2 separate regions of the Homo sapiens genome follow, and region 1 is linked to region 2. A link is an interaction called in ENCODE POLR2A ChIA-PET data of the cell type or tissue named here. Cell type or tissue: GM12878. All regions are shown on one strand. Links, peaks and the distances in the headings refer to the core of each region. The heading gives the core; the rest is flanking DNA.

Region 1 (10,233 bases), core at 6,184-10,183, 86 kb before region 2:
ATTATTTTTTCTCCTAAGCCTGCTTCTTGGTCTATTTCATATTCAGTCAGATTTGGAGGCTGGCATTTAGGGAACTATTCAAAAAGCTAGACGTGATATCAGTAGCAAAATGTAGGTCCCACTGAAACATAGCCCAGAGTAAGTGTACTCTCCTGAAGTCTTTCAGTCCTCCTTGTCTGTACCCTTCATTTTGTCCCTGTTGCGTGCGGTTTTATGGCCTCCTTACCTGACCTTGCACCCCACCACCCCCACCCCACCCTCACCATGTTTACTCTTTGGTCAAATCATCCTCTTCTTTTGGCTTCTCTAATGACACCATCTCCTAGCTTTCCTCCTACTGCTCTGTTTTTGTTTGTTTGTTTGTTTGAGAGAGTCTCGCTCTGTCACCCAGGCTGGAGTGCAATGGCGCTATCTCGGCTCACTGCAGCCTCCGTCTCCTGGGTTCAAGCGATTCTCCTGCCTCAGCCCCCTGAGTAGCTGAATTTACAGGTGTGCGCCACCACACCCAGCTAATTTTTGTATTTTCAGTAGAGACGGAGTTTCGCCATGTTGGCTGGGCTGGTCTCGAACTCTTGACCTCAAGTGATCTGCCTGCCTCAGCCTTCCAAAATGCTGGGATTACAGGCATGAGCCACTGCGCCTGGCCTACTGCTCTGTTTTTTAATCGGTTTCCTTTGCAGCTCCTCTGCCAGCCCCTTTAATATTAAGCATGCTTCAAGGACCTGTTCTAGGCCTTCTTCTCACCCACCCTACACATTCTTCTTAGGCAAAACTATCCTTTCTTTCTTTCTTTCCTTCCTTCCTTCCTTCCTTTCTTTCTTTCTTCCTTTTTCTTTCTCTTTCCTTTCTTTTGAGACAGAGTCTCACTCTGTCACCCAGGCTGGAGTGCAGTGGTGTGATCTCAGCCCGCTGCAACCTCCACCTCCCAGGTTCAAGCGATTCTCCTGCCTCAGCCTCCCGAGTAGCTGGGACCACAGGCACACGCCACCATGCCAGGCTAATTTTTGCATTTTTAGTAGAGATGGGGTTTCGCCATGTTGGCCAGGCTGGTCTCCTGACCTTAGGTGATCCACCCACCTTGGCCTCCCAAAGTGCTGGGATTACAGGCGTAAGCCACCATACCCCGCCCCTATCCATTCTTGTGGCCCCAGTTTCTCATCTACAAATGGTTTGAAAAATTTGTATCTCCAGCCAGACTACTTTTTAGAGCTCCAGGCCCAAATGACTAACTGCCAAGAGGACACCTTTATCTGGATGTCTCATAGGTACTTTGTTCGGAATGGAACCCCTCATTGTCTTAAAATATTTCCTATCCCAGTTTAAGATATCACCATCTTTTCCATTGCCCAAAAGATTAGATAAGGGTTAGTTTAACAAGGTTTGTACAGATTTATTCCCAGCCTCAGCTCTGTCTCTGGTGATAAGAATGGCTTTCTCCTGGTACAAGGAGGGCATCTTTCACATGGAGTTTTATCTACTGGTTTCAGTAAGAAAAAGGAAGGCCAGAGTGCTCTTCTTGCATATGCTGTTTTTCAAGTGTATATTATTCTCAAAATAATCCTTATGCCAAAGTGGCATATATCAGTGTGGCATATTTTGACTCTACAACTCCAATATCTAGTCGCAACGACCTGCCAATTTTACCTCCTAAATATATCTTCATGTTTCTTCCTTCCTGTATCTTATCTACCTCCAAAAATAAGTCTGATCATGTTAGGACTCCTCTCCCTGTCTTCCCCCACCCCCCAAATTCAGGACTTACCTTCAGGTCTAGTAGCTGCCTCTTTATTCAGCCTTATCTCACTCATGTCTCCTTTATAGTCCACCTTCCAATTACATAGAATTTTTTTTTTTTGAGACAGGGTCTCTGTGTTCCACCCAGGTTGGAAGCTTACTGTAGCCTTAACCTCCCAGGCTCAAGTGATCCTCTCACCTTAGCTTCCCAAGTAGCTGGGACTACAGGTGCATGCCACCACGCCTGGCTATTTTTTGTATCCTTTGTAGAGACGGGGTTTTGCCATGTTGCTCAGGCTCTTCTCGAACTCCTGAGCTCAAGTGGTCCACCCGTCTCAGCCTCCCAAAGTGCTGGGATTACAGGCGTGAGCCACGGTGCCCAGCCCCTTCATGGAACTTTTTTTTTTTTTTTTTTTTTTTGAGACAGAGTCTCACTGTTGTCACCCAGGCTGGAGTGCAATGGTGCACTCTTGGCTCACTGCAAACTCTGCCTCCCGGGTTCAAGCAATTCTCCTGCCTCAGGCTCCTAAGTAAGTAGCTGGGATTACAGGTGCATGCCACCACAGTGGGCTAATTTTTTTTTTTTTTTTTGAGACGGGGTTTTGCTCTTGTTGCCCAGGCTGGAGTGCAATGGCATGATCTTGGCTCACCGCAACCTCTGCCTCCCAGGTTCAAGCGATTCTCCTGCCTCAGCCTCCCAAGTAGCTGGGATTACAGGCATAGACCACCATGCCCAGCTAATTTTGTATTTTTAGTAGAGACGGGGTGTCTCCATGTTGGTCAGGCTGGCCTCGAACTCCCGACTTCAGGTGATCTGCCCGCCTTGGCCTCCCAAAGTGTTGGAATTACAGGTGTGAGCCACCGTGCCCAGCCAAGTATTTTTAGTAGAGACTGGGTTTTACCATGTTGGCCAGGCTGGTCTCCAACTCCTGATCTCAGGTGATCCGCCTGCCATGGCCTCCCAAAATCACCCACTCTCTTGCCTCACAGGCTTTGCATGTACTGCACTCTCCCCAGAACCCTCTTAATTCCACTCTTCATCTTAATTCTATTCTTCATCTGGCTAGCTCTGCTTATCCTCCAAATATACTTCTTCCAGGCCTTTTCTGCTCCTCTGGGATAGCTTGGCTCTCCCTGCTGTTACTCTAGTGCTACCAGACTTGTCATTACTCCCATCACTCTTTGCTGTAATTAATTATCTGTTTAATTGTCTACTTCTGGTCTAGTCTATAAGCTCCATGAGGGCAGAAGCCCTGTCTGCCTTGTTCCCTGTGTATTCTCAACACTTAGTACAGTATCTGGCATCTAATGGGAACTTAGTATTATTTGTTTAATGAATGAATAGAATAAACTCACTGTGTTCCTAGTATTATTTTTGTTTGTTGATTGATGTTATAGACTGGTTGCATCTCCTCAAAATTCATATGTTGAAGCTAACCCCTAGTGTGGCTGTATTTGGACATGGGGTCTCTAAGAAAGTGATTAAAGTTAAATGATATCATAAAGATGGGGCCCTGATCCGACAGAATTAGTGTCCTTATAAAAAGATGCACAGGAAAGTTTGATCTCTCTGTGGGCATTCACCAAAGAAGGGTCATAGGAGGACACAGGGAAAAGGCCAACATCTAGGAAGAGAGCCCTCACCAGAATCTGTTTTGCCAGCACTTTGATCATGGACCTCTAGCCTCCAGAACCATGAGAAAATAAATCTCTAATGTTCAAGCCACCCGGTGTGTGGTATGTTGTTATGGCAAGCCCAGGTAGACTTATATAATTGATTATTCTGTTTATGTCTTGTCTCCCTAATGCAAGGGCCAAGTCTTATATTTCTGTATATTGTTCTTTGAAAAACACCACATATGTAGAAAATTCTTAAGAAATATATTGACTGAGTGATTAAAGTGGAAGTCTTTCTACATATTATTCTTTCTTCCTGAAATACATTTCCCTTACTCTTTGACCAGTGAAATTCTATTTATTCTTCAAGCCTCAGCTTCAGTATCACATCCTCAGAATATTCCTAGACCTACCTAATTTAAATTCTTAGCTCCAGCCTGTTATTCTCTCTCATGCCATTTTTGTTCTTTTCTTTCATAGTATGTATGGTAATTTTAATCGTATTTGTTTAATATAAGCTGCATTGAAGGCAGGGACCTTGGTTTGAACATTATGTCCCCATCACCTAGTTCAGTGCCCTGCACAAATATTATAAAATATATAAATATTTTTTGTTGTTGTTGTTTTGCTAAAATATTATAATATTTCGCTCTTGTTTCGTTAAAATATTGTAAATATATAAATATTTTTGAAATATCTGATGATTGAATGACTTGATGACTTAATTTCATCTCACTGATCTAAACATGATGCTTTTTTTTTGACTCCCCCTTTCTGGGCCCAGAGAACATGCTGGTCTTGCACATAAATCCTTAAAGGGTTTTTTTTTTTTTTTTTTTTTTTTGAGACAGAGTCTCGCACTGTCGCCCAGGCTGGAGTGCAGTGGCGCTATCTCGGCTCACTGCAAGCTCCACCTCCCGGGTTCATGTCATTCTCCTGCTTCAGCCTCCCGAGTAGCTGGGACTATAGGCGCCCGCCACCACGCCTGGCTAATTTTTTGTATTTTGAGTAGAGATAGGGTTTCACCGTGTTAGCCAGGATGGTCTCGATCTCCTGACTTCGTGATCTGCCAGCCTTGGCCTCCCAAAGTGCTGAGATTACAGGCATGAGCCACCGCACCCGGCCAAATCCTTAAGGGATTTAAAGTCAAGGCAGTATCTGAAGTATTGAGACTATTCAGAAAATGCATCTTGATTGAGATGAGCTCCGAGATGTGCTAAATGGCGTATGACTAGGGCGCCTAGGGCTGACTCAAAAGCACAGGGAAATAAACTACAGACAGCCCCCAAGTTATGATTTTTTGACTTTATGATGGTGTAGAAGCAATGTGCAGTCAGTAGAAACTGTACTTCAGATACCTATACAACCATTCTGTGTCTCACTTTCAGTACAGTATTCAATACATGAGATTCAGCACTTCATTATAAAATAGGATTTGTGTTAGATAGCTTTGCCCAACTGTAGGCTAAGGTGAGTGTTCTAAGCACGTTTAAGGTAGGCTTTGCTAAACTATGATGTTCAGTAGGTTAGGTGTATTAAATGCATTTTTGACTTGATATTGTCAACTGATGGTGGGGAGCATCTGTAATAAAGGCAGGAGACTATAAGCAAATTAGCTTGTCTGGACTGGAGGCTGTATAAGCTTGGTTGAAATGGTGGTGTTGGGGACAGCTGATAAAAACCTTTGGGTTCCTGGCTGATGACTTTAGTTTTGATAAAATAGACCAAAGGAGCTGTTGATGATGATTGAGCTGGAGAGTGACCTCATGAGACCAGAATTTGAAAAAGATTATGCTAACAGCTGAGGATTATGTGCATTGGAGGAGAGAAAGACTAGGGGCTAGGAATGCAGCAGAGAGGCTGCCAGGGAGTCTGGGCAACTCTGAATATTCACTATTCTAGGATCTTAGATGGTTGAATCTGAAAAAAGATAGAAAATTTAAACAGTTTTGAGTTACTAACTTAAAATGAGAAATATTCTTATCCAATTCCTTGACCTGAAGGCATTCAGATTCTAACCAGAAGACTGCTTACTGAGTACAGACTTAGAACAAAAAGAGTAAATTTAATGATCTTAGTGGCTGTCATCTCTTTTTTTCCTCAGAAGTGACGTATATACCTGACTACTAGATAAAAAATATCTATAGCATCTGGAGTGGATGCCCACCAAATAATAGATTATTTGCTTCTCTCTTTTCTAACTAGGCTCTAAGCAGCCTCATTTTTTCTCTGGGTAAATTGCAGAGCAATGGATTAAACACAGATTGATTATATTTTAGTATTCAGTTTACACCGTAGCTGTCTTGAATAGACTTTGTTTTTGTTACAGATATGTGATTTGGGAGATAGAGGCTGATCTAGGTTTAAACCAGACTGAGTTGGGAGAGCCTCAGATGAGAAATATCCAAAGGTTAATTGAAAACGTGAAGCTTGGCCAGGCGCAGTAGCTCACGCCTGTGATCCCAGCACTTTGGAAGTTCAGGAGGATCACTCGAGGCCAGGAGTTCGAGAACACCCTGGGCAACAAAGAGAGACCCTCATTTCTACAAAAAAAATAAAAAAAACTAGCCAGGCATGGTTGTGTATGCCTCTAGTCTTAGCTACTTGGGAGGCTGAGGTGGGAGGATCTCTTGAGCCTAGAAGTTCGAAGTTGCAGTGAGTTAAAATTATAGCACTGTATGGCCAGGCATGGTGGCTCTCACCTGTAATCCCAGCACTTTGGGAGGCCGAGGCAGGCGGATCACGAGGTTGGGAGATCAACACCATCCTGGCTAACAAGGTGAAACCCCGTCTTTACTAAAAAAAAAAAAAATACAAATTTAGCCGGGCGTGGTGGCGGGCGCCTGTAGTCCCAGCTACTTGGGAGGCTGAGGCAGGAGAATGGTGTGACCCCCAGAAGTGGACCTTGCAATGAGCCAAGATTGTGCCACTGCACTCCAGCCTGGGCAACAGAGCAAGACTCTGTCTCAAAAAAAAAAAAAAATTATACCACTGTATTCCAGCTGGAGAGATAGAGCAAGACTTTGTCTCAAAAAAAAAAAAAACCCCAGAAAAACAAATAAACAAACAAGGAAAGAATTTGGGACTGGAGAGAGAGTTTTCAGGCAGAACTAAAAGCATCTTTTAGTTGCGCACCTTCTTTCAGTTGTACGATCCTCCCGCCTTGGCCTCCCAAAGTACTGGGATTATAGGCATGAGCCACTGTGCCCAGCCTGCAGGTACTTCTACTAAGATGAATAAGAGACCATTCCTGGCCCCAAGGAGCTCACTGTCTGGTGTAGAGGATGCAGACATACAAATACGTAGTTTTAATATAATGATAAATAGTTTCACAAAGATTTTACAAGGCATTACATTAACAAATGTGTACCTGTAATCCCAGCTTCTTGGAGACCCTGTCTCAAAAAAAAAAAAAAAGTACCTGCATATTGTAGGTGCTCAATACATGTTAGTTGTAGTAAAGTCTTTTTTTTTTTTTTTTTTTTGAGACAGGGTCTCTGTCACTCGCGCTGTAAAGCAGTGGCGCCATCTCAGCTCACTGCAACCTCTGCTTCCTGGGTTCAACCGATCCTCCCACCTCAGCCTCTGGAGTAGCTGGGACTACAGGCATGTGCCACCATACCTGGCTAATTTTTGTGGGTTTTTTTTTGTAGAGACAGGGTTTCGCCATGTTACCCAGGCAGGTCTCGAATTCCTGGGCTCAAGCGATCCACCTGCCTTGGCCTCCCAAAGTGCTGGAATTATAGATGTGAGCCACCACGCCTGGCCTCAATAAGTGTTAGTTGAATGAATGAATGAGAGTAATCTGAATGAGGGAGAGGAGAGTTGGTGGCAGAATTTTGGTGTTACAAGCATAGCAGAGAAGGCCCAAGACAAGCACACTAGATCTAGTCACAGGGAAGTCACTGGTGGTGTGCTAGAGAGGAAGTCAGAATTCAAGAAGTAAAAGAGGAAGTCAGTGGAAAGGGAAACTGAGAAGAAAGAATAATCTTTAGCATTAAAAATATATCCCCAATTGCTGAGAAAGGATTTAGGCTCTTTTTGCTTACTGAGAGATACCCATGCTGTGGGTTCCAGGGCCGTCTCTTCTACTGATGTCTCCTTGCTTCCTTGCCCCCTTGGGGGCTAAGCTTCTCCGTCAGAGAACCCTTTTGTCAGTTCTGCCAGCTCCCATGGTTGTCTTAGCATCCTGCATTCTAGTCTCAGGTCGGTCATAACTCAGTGTGACGTTGGGCAAGTCACCCCCTTCTCTCTGGACCTCTGAAGTTCCTTGTAGCTGTTAGCATATCTGGGATGATGCAGTTTGGATGACTGGTGAGGATTCCAACTTGCTCTCTGCTGCTTTGCAACTATAAATCTCTGCCAAACACCAGCTATCCTGCCCTCTGCTTTAGATCCCTAGGTAGACTCTAACCCACCTTAGGCAGGCTCCCTCCCAGTGTCCTTCTCACAGGATTCAGTTCACACATATGTCACTAGACAGCACTGCCTTGACTGCAGTACAGAAATGAGCTTCAACCATTTAAACAATTGAGTGATGAGGCTGAACATATAGCATTCTCCACCTATGCTAAAGCAGTCAAGGAAATGAAGTTTGAGAGGATGATTTAAAGTGTTGGCTGGGCGCTATGGCTCATTCCTGTAATCCCAGCACTTTGGGAGGCCAAGGCAGGTGGATCACTTGAGGTCAGGAGTTTGAGACCATCCTGGCCAACATGGTGAAACCCTGTCTCTACTAAAAATACAAAAATTAGCTGGGCATGGTGGCGGGCACCTGTAATCCCAGCTACTGAGGAGGCTGAGGCAGAAGAATCGCTTGAACTAGGGAGGCAGAGGTTGCAGTAAGAGATCGAGCCACTGCACTCCAGCCTGGGTGACAGAGTGAGACTCCGTCTCAAAAAATAAATAAGTAAAAAATAAAGTGTTGTGATAGCTAGTTTTACTGTGGTCCTTGAACTTTGATTTTAGACACCTTTCCCCTCCTTTTCTGCTTTCATTTTTGGTGTTCTGGGCCTTATGAATTATTGAGCCTTCAGGTGATTCATTGCTTTTTTTTTCCTCCCTCCTTGGTGGGAAGGATTCTTATATACAGAGGATTGGGTTAATCATTCTCCTGATTTATGGCCTTCTTTCTTCAGTGGTCCATGCAACGCCTTTCTTGTTTAATTACTTATTTCTTTTCTTTTTTTTTTTTCTTTTTTGAGGCGGAGTTTTGCTCTTGTTGCCCAGGCTGCAGTGCAATGGCACGATCTGCTCACTGCAACCTCCGCCTCTCCCAGGTTCAAGTGATTCTCATGCCTCAGTCTCCCAAGTAGCTGAGATTACAGGCATGAGCCACAGCACCTGGCTAATTTTGTATTTTTAGTAGAGACGAGGTTTCTCCATGTTGGTCAGGCTGGTCTCAAACTCCTGACCTCAGGTGATCCGCCCGCCTCGGCCTCCCAAAGTGCCAGGATTATAGGCGTGAGCCACTGCACCTGGCCGGATTACTTATTTATTTTCTTTTATCTCATTGACCCAGCCATCCAAACCACACCCACTCTAGGCAATTATTGAATACTTTTAATGTGTATTTTTTTGTTTGTATGTGTTCTTGGATAATGGGTAATGCTTCTAGTATGTGTGTATTATTAAAAATTTTAATAATATTTAGCTCAATACACCCAAAATGTTATCATTTCAACATGTAATCAATATGAGATATGTTACATTCTTCTTTGTCTTCTTTTTTGAGATGGAGTCTCATTCTGTCGCCCAGGCTGGAGTGCAGTGGCTCGATCTCGGCTCACTGCAATCTCCACCTCCGGCATTCAAGTGATTCTCCTGCCTCAGCCTCCCGAGTAGCTGGGATTACAGGCACGTGCCACCACGCCCAACTAATTTTTGTATTTTTAGTAGAGAAGGGGTTTCACCATGTTGGCCAGGCTGGTCTCAAACTCCTGACCTGAAGTGATCCACCTGCCTTGGCCTCCCAAAGTGTTGGGATTACAGGCATGAGCCACTGTGCCAGGCCCACATTCTTTTTTTGTACTTCAAAATCCAGTATGTATTTTACTGTTATAGCATATCTCAATTTGGATGGTAAATTTTCATTATAAACACTTAATCTGTATTTAGATTTCATAAAATGCACAGTCGAAAAAGTAGATTCATATACCTAAGTTGTCCCAAGCATACTTAAAAGTTTTCTAATAATCAAATATCAAAAAAGTATTTTTCTTTAATGTTTACATGCAAACTGACAAAACTACTTCATATTAGTCATATTAGTCATATTTATTTTAGCAGAATTGACTTGACTTTGAAGCAAAAACATATCAGTTTTAAAACTACATCTGTCCAAATTAAGTAAATTCACTAACTCTTCTGTCAACTCAGTATCATTAACACGAAATTCAAAGAGGTATTGTATAAATTGAAAAAGCAACTCTAAATTTATTAATATCAACAAAAGCAACTCTAAATTTATTAATATCAACAAAGCATTATTTAAACTTTTCTTGTTTTTGTAGCCAATTTACATAATACTGTTTATTACAATTAGAATCTTCTGCATACTTACATTGAAATAATGTATATTGATTTGTATTGTGAAAGGTTTCAATTTGAGCATAAATTCCTTCACCTATCTAGATAAGTCAGAGATGTTTTCTTTCCTTGAAGCTTAAATTTATTTATTTATTTATTTATTTACTTATAGACAGAGTCTCATTCTGTTGCCCAGGCTGGAGTGCAGTGGTACAATCTCGGCTCACTGCAGCCCTGCTTCCCTAGTTCAAGCAATTCTCTTGTCTCAGCCTCCTGAGTATCTGGAATTACAGGCATGCACTGCCATGCCCAGCTGATTTTTGTATTTTTAGTAGAGACAGGGTTTCACCATGT
Region 2 (5,012 bases), core at 39-4,038:
CCGAGAAATTACGATTACAGAAGGATCGATTCCATTGTTGGCATTATTGTCTTCATCAAGGCCGTGCATCCTGCAGGGTGAAAACAGAAGAAATGAAGTGCTAAGGAATATAAAAGAGTGGAAATGACATTTGTTGGACACTTTTATAGTCTGTAAATGGATAACTTGTGCCTCTGTTTGACACTTTGGCTTAAAACTGAATGGCTTATTTATTTAATCGGTGGAGACTGTGCAAATCCATGTATTAGAATAACTTACAATGCTGGTTGCTGAGCCTGAAAAGGTGTGAATTTACTTTTTAGTTTTCAAAGTTACGGCCAGGTGGGGTGACTCACTTCTGTAATCCCAGCACTTTGGGAGGCCAAGATGGGAGGATCACTTGAGCCTAGGAGTTTGAGTTCAGCCTAGGCAACATAGTGAGACCCCCATCTCTACAAAAATTACAAAAAAATTAGCTATGTGTGATGGCGCATGCCTGCAGTCCCCAGGACTACAGGGAGGCTGAGGTGGGAGGATTGATTGAGCCTGGGAGGTTGAGGCTGCAGTGAGCCATGATTGTGCCACTGCACTCCAACCTGGACAATGGAGCACAACTGTCTCTAAAAAAAAAAGAAAAAGTTTTGAAGTTATATGATGTGGCATTCAACCTTCTATCTGGGTTGTAAGGTTCCCAGGCAAGACATCAGCTATTAATTAAACACACTATTTTGACTGGGGGCAGAAATGCTCCTGTCTTGCATGATCTATCAATTTATTGATGGTTCAGGGACCTTAACTTACTGATGGACTTTTGCTTTATTGTTACTTTAGGAAAGTGTTAAGTATAAGGTGATAGTAATAGCAACTCGAGCCTCGCTCTGGTCTAAGTGCTTTGTGTGTATGAACTTACTTAAGTCTCACAACTCTTATGGGATATGTGCTATCCTGGCCCCTCTTTCATAGGTTGGATTGAGAGGCTTGCCAAAGGTCCCATGACTAGTACAGAGGGCACCTGGGATCTAAGCTCAGGGAGTCTTGTTTCCAGCTCAATCTCTTATCTTCTAGGTTAGCTGGATGGGGGTAATGTTGATGGGGAGCTTCAGATAATTTGAGGATTTTGGAGTCTGAACTGTCTGGGTAACTGTGGTTGTATGGAACTGGCCTTGGCATACCACTATCTATATTTGTCCCCTCTCTTTCCTCCCAATTCCCATGCTGCCTTTTCCATGAAGGTGTCTGCTTAAATTATCTCCCATCCCTCCCCAGTATGAAGACCACCTGCTTGCCCATGTTTGGCTACAAACACGTGCTGACGCTAACTGACCAGGTGACCCGCTTCAATGAGGAAGTGAAGAAGCAGAGTGTGTCACGGAACCGAGATGCCCCAGAGGGTGGCTTTGATGCCATCATGCAGGCTACAGTCTGTGATGTGAGTTTGGAGGACTTGGAGTGCCAGGTGTGGCTGGCATAGATCAAAATGGGAAAGGAAGTGACTGAACTCTGGGGATTTCTGGTGTAAAATGAGATGAGAACTAAGCAGGGCTTCCTGCAGTTATGAGTAGTAAGTTGCTCCTGATATTCAGCCTTGGCTTAGATCCACTCCCTGGCCTGAGCTGACATTTCTTTGAACCTCAGTGGTCTCAGATGTTCCCAGGGGAGAGCATCTTCCCATCTTCAGAGTTACTTCAGAGTTAAGGCTGAGTTAACTTAACCTCAGCAAAGTAGGCAGATGTTCAGATGAGATTTCTTCTAGCCCAGATCAGCTCTGTGGATGCACGTCAGTTTCTAGATGAGCAATGTGACTGTCATTAGAAGAGTTAAGTTTGGAGTTTAAGAAGATCTCATTCAGCTGCTTGAACTAATCAGCTATGAGACTGTTTTCTGAAGAGAATGAAACTCCTGAACTGGAAAGCTTCAGCTTCGGTTCCAAGGACTGGGACTGAGACCCTTGTTTTGAAGAAAAATAAGCTGTCCAGCCCTTTAGCCAGGGAGCACCTTGGGTCTCTGTTCTCTACCAGTGACATGGCTGAATTTGTTTTGTCTCCTCTGCCTTTGTTTTTTGTTTTCTTTTAACAGGAAAAGATTGGCTGGAGGAATGATGCATCCCACTTGCTGGTGTTTACCACTGATGCCAAGACTCATATAGCATTGGACGGAAGGCTGGCAGGCATTGTCCAGCCTAATGACGGGCAGTGTCATGTTGGTAGTGACAATCATTACTCTGCCTCCACTACCATGGTGAGATCTCTGGCACCACCTATGGTTTCTATTCATGATTGTGAGGGTTGCCCTAATCTAGGCAGAGTCTGTGTGAATATGAAAATGGCAGCCCCTCCTTCTGGGCAGGGTGCAGGGCTCGGTTCCAGCTTGCCCCTATCCCTTACCAACTGGACACCGTCATCCAGCATACAACCTATATAACCATTAGAGATGTCCCTGATTGTGGTGTTATCACTGCCTTCACTGTCACCAGCATAGCAGCAGCATCATGGGATCCAGAATGGACCCAAAGGATTTTTACAACCCAGCTGGAAAGCAGGTCTTCCTCTCCACTCTGATTAGCCCTTTCTTGGAATACCATACTAACTTGTGGTTATTGGAAGAAGACAGAGGAAAAAAAAGAGAAAGATTGGCCAGGCATATGATGGCTCATGCCTGTAATCTCAGCACTTTGGGAGGCTGAGGTGGGAGGATCACGTGAGTCCAGGAGTTTGAAACCAGCTTGGGAAATATAGTGAGACCCTGCCTCTACAAGAAAATGCAAAAATTCGTTGAGTGTTGTGGTTTGTGCCTATGGTCCCAGCTACTTGTGGGGCTGAGGCAGAAAGATCTCTTGAGCCCAGTAGTCTGAGGCTGCAGTGAGCTGTGATCTTGCCACTACACTCCAGCCTGAGTGACAGAGCAAGAACCACCCCTGCTTTTTTTTTTTTTTTTTTTTTTTTTTTTTTTTGATACAGAGTCTTGCTTTGTTGCCCAGCTGGAGTGCAGTAGTGCAATCTTGGCTCACAAGCTTCACCACCTCAGTCTCCTGAATAGCTGGGACCACAGGCATGCACTACCATGCCCAGCTAATTTTTGAAAACAGGGTCTTTCTATGTTGCCCAGGCTGGTCTCAAACTCCTTGGCTTAAGCAATCTGCCCTCTTAAGCCTCCCAAAGTGCTGGGATTACAGGTGTGAGCCATTGCTCCTAGTGGAGACCCCTTCTCTTAGAAAGAGAGAGAGAGAGAGAGAGAGAGAGAGAGAGAGAAAGAGGGGAAAGAACATAAAAGGCATGGTGAACAGGTCCTACGAGGAAAGATTAAAGGGCCAGAGTCATTTAGCTTGAAAGAAAGAAGGCTAAAGGATGATTTAGCTTATACATGAGAAAACTTCTTATAAGTTGTTTTATATGGCCATAGAAGGTTAAACAAGAGGAAAATATTTAAATTGAATCAGGAGAAATTACTATAAGCCATAAGAGAAATGTGCTGTAATGCTCTAGGTATCTGGGGCAGGTGTGAACTCTTCGTCTCCTAAGGACAATATAGCAACTTCCTCATCTAGGTGACTTAAAGGTGTACCTGTGTAAAGGCAGGAGACTGAGCTGAGGATCTAATGAGCTCCCTGCAAGGTCTAGGATCCCATGGACATGTTCACGATTCACCACCGCCCCCGCACAGTGTCCTTGAGTTCCTTGGTGTCAGCCATATCCAAGTCAAGCACTACCAGACAATGAGTCAGCAACATTTGACCCCTAATCTATGCAAGGCACTGGGCCAGGGGCTGAGGGAGGTAACAAGACTATGTATGGTTCTATCCTTGGGGAGTTTTTGGTCTACTTGAGGAGAAAGGATATATATATTTACAATAACACAAGATGCATGATTAGTGCCAAATGGGTGTGGCACAGCCAATGTGGCTATACGTATCCAAGGGAGGAAAGGTCATCATGAGCTGGGATGGCCAAGGAAGTCTCCTGAAGAAGGTGGGGGCTAAGCTAGGCCCTAAGAAAGGAGGAGGATTACCAACAAGAAGGCCACTCCAGGTGGGAGACAGTGGGCCAGATCACTGCTGAGTGGAAGAGGGAGAGAGGTGAGCAATATTTGGAAAGAAAGACTGAGACCACACGGTGGAGGATCACGAGGGCCAGGCCAAGGCATTTGTCAGTAGTTCCAAAACAGAGGCCTAACCCAGTCCCTTGTGCACGGAAGCAGCTCCATAGTATTAGTGCATTAAATTCAAGCAGGAAGAAAGAGGTGCTTAGTTTTGACACCACTGGCCTGTACCTCTTCGTCTATCCCTGGAGTTCACAAGTAGACTTCTGTGCTACTTACCCTTCTTATCTCACTGTCACCCCCCTTTTTTTTTTAGAGACAGAGTCTTGCTCTGCTGCCCAGGCTGGAGTGCAGTGGTGCAATCATAGCTCACTGTAACCTCCAACTCCTGGGCTGAAGTGATCCTGCCTCAGCCTCCCCAGTAGCTAGGACTATAGGCACTTACCACCACATCTGGCAAATAAAAAAAATTTTTTTGTAGAGATGGGGTCTTGCTATGTTGCCCAGGCTCTTGTCTCACTTTCAGCATGAAGTGAAATGGTTTAAGCACCACCACACTCTGAGCCACAGCCCAAGCAAGATAAGTTCTAAGCTTTAGACCCTAGAGATGTACATGAGACGTCATTAACCTCTACATCCTTCATTTTCCTAGGATTATCCCTCTTTGGGGCTGATGACTGAGAAGCTATCCCAGAAAAACATCAATTTGATCTTTGCAGTGACTGAAAATGTAGTCAATCTCTATCAGGTGACTGTGCCTTCGGGCTTCCTGGAGTGGGCCCTGTGATGGTGGGTGCCCCAGGTAGCCAGCCTGTGCTAGCATTGGATACAGTCCCCAATCAGGAAAGAGTCTCCCCTAATCCACTCCCCAGGAGCTAAAGATTGCACTCTGGGCCTTTTTCCTGCAATCTTGAACTTACTAGGTATGTGTTGGTGTTTGTGGTGGTGGAGGGGAGGTGGTGAGGGGTGTGAGAGGTTTCCTCTACTTTTGCTCAGGG

The links. ChIA-PET counts read pairs that join two places held together with the same protein. Peaks named below come from ENCODE experiments on the same cell type or tissue, not always from the same donor. Only the 100,000 strongest peaks of a DNase experiment are listed, where the experiment ranks them.
Region 1: POLR2A ChIA-PET joins it to region 2 with 8 read pairs; 5 of 35 experiments call an interaction of 5 or more read pairs at or near these places.

The regions. Positions count from the first base shown.
Region 1 is chr17:47,192,922-47,203,154 of GRCh38, forward strand. It overlaps a transcript of MYL4 not described here. Among named protein-coding and RNA genes, the nearest start is that of CDC27, 8.7 kb to the left of the region's middle. RefSeq lists a cis regulatory region at 4,849-5,272 and an enhancer at 7,490-7,539. In GM12878, for the core only: no CTCF peak of the experiment used is centred there; no DNase peak of the experiment used is centred there; H3K27ac peaks cover 1,073 bases.
Region 2 is chr17:47,285,015-47,290,026 of GRCh38, forward strand. It overlaps ITGB3 (integrin subunit beta 3), which reads left to right. Exons shown (of 15, transcript NM_000212.3): 5 at 1,246-1,408; 6 at 2,056-2,217; 7 at 4,667-4,762. Among named protein-coding and RNA genes, the nearest start is that of ITGB3, 34 kb to the left of the region's middle. RefSeq lists enhancers at 1,246-1,295, 1,386-1,675, 2,086-2,135, 3,529-3,823. In GM12878, for the core only: a CTCF peak has its summit at 2,244; DNase peaks (open chromatin) are centred at 1,597, 2,251 and 2,781; H3K27ac peaks cover 2,339 bases.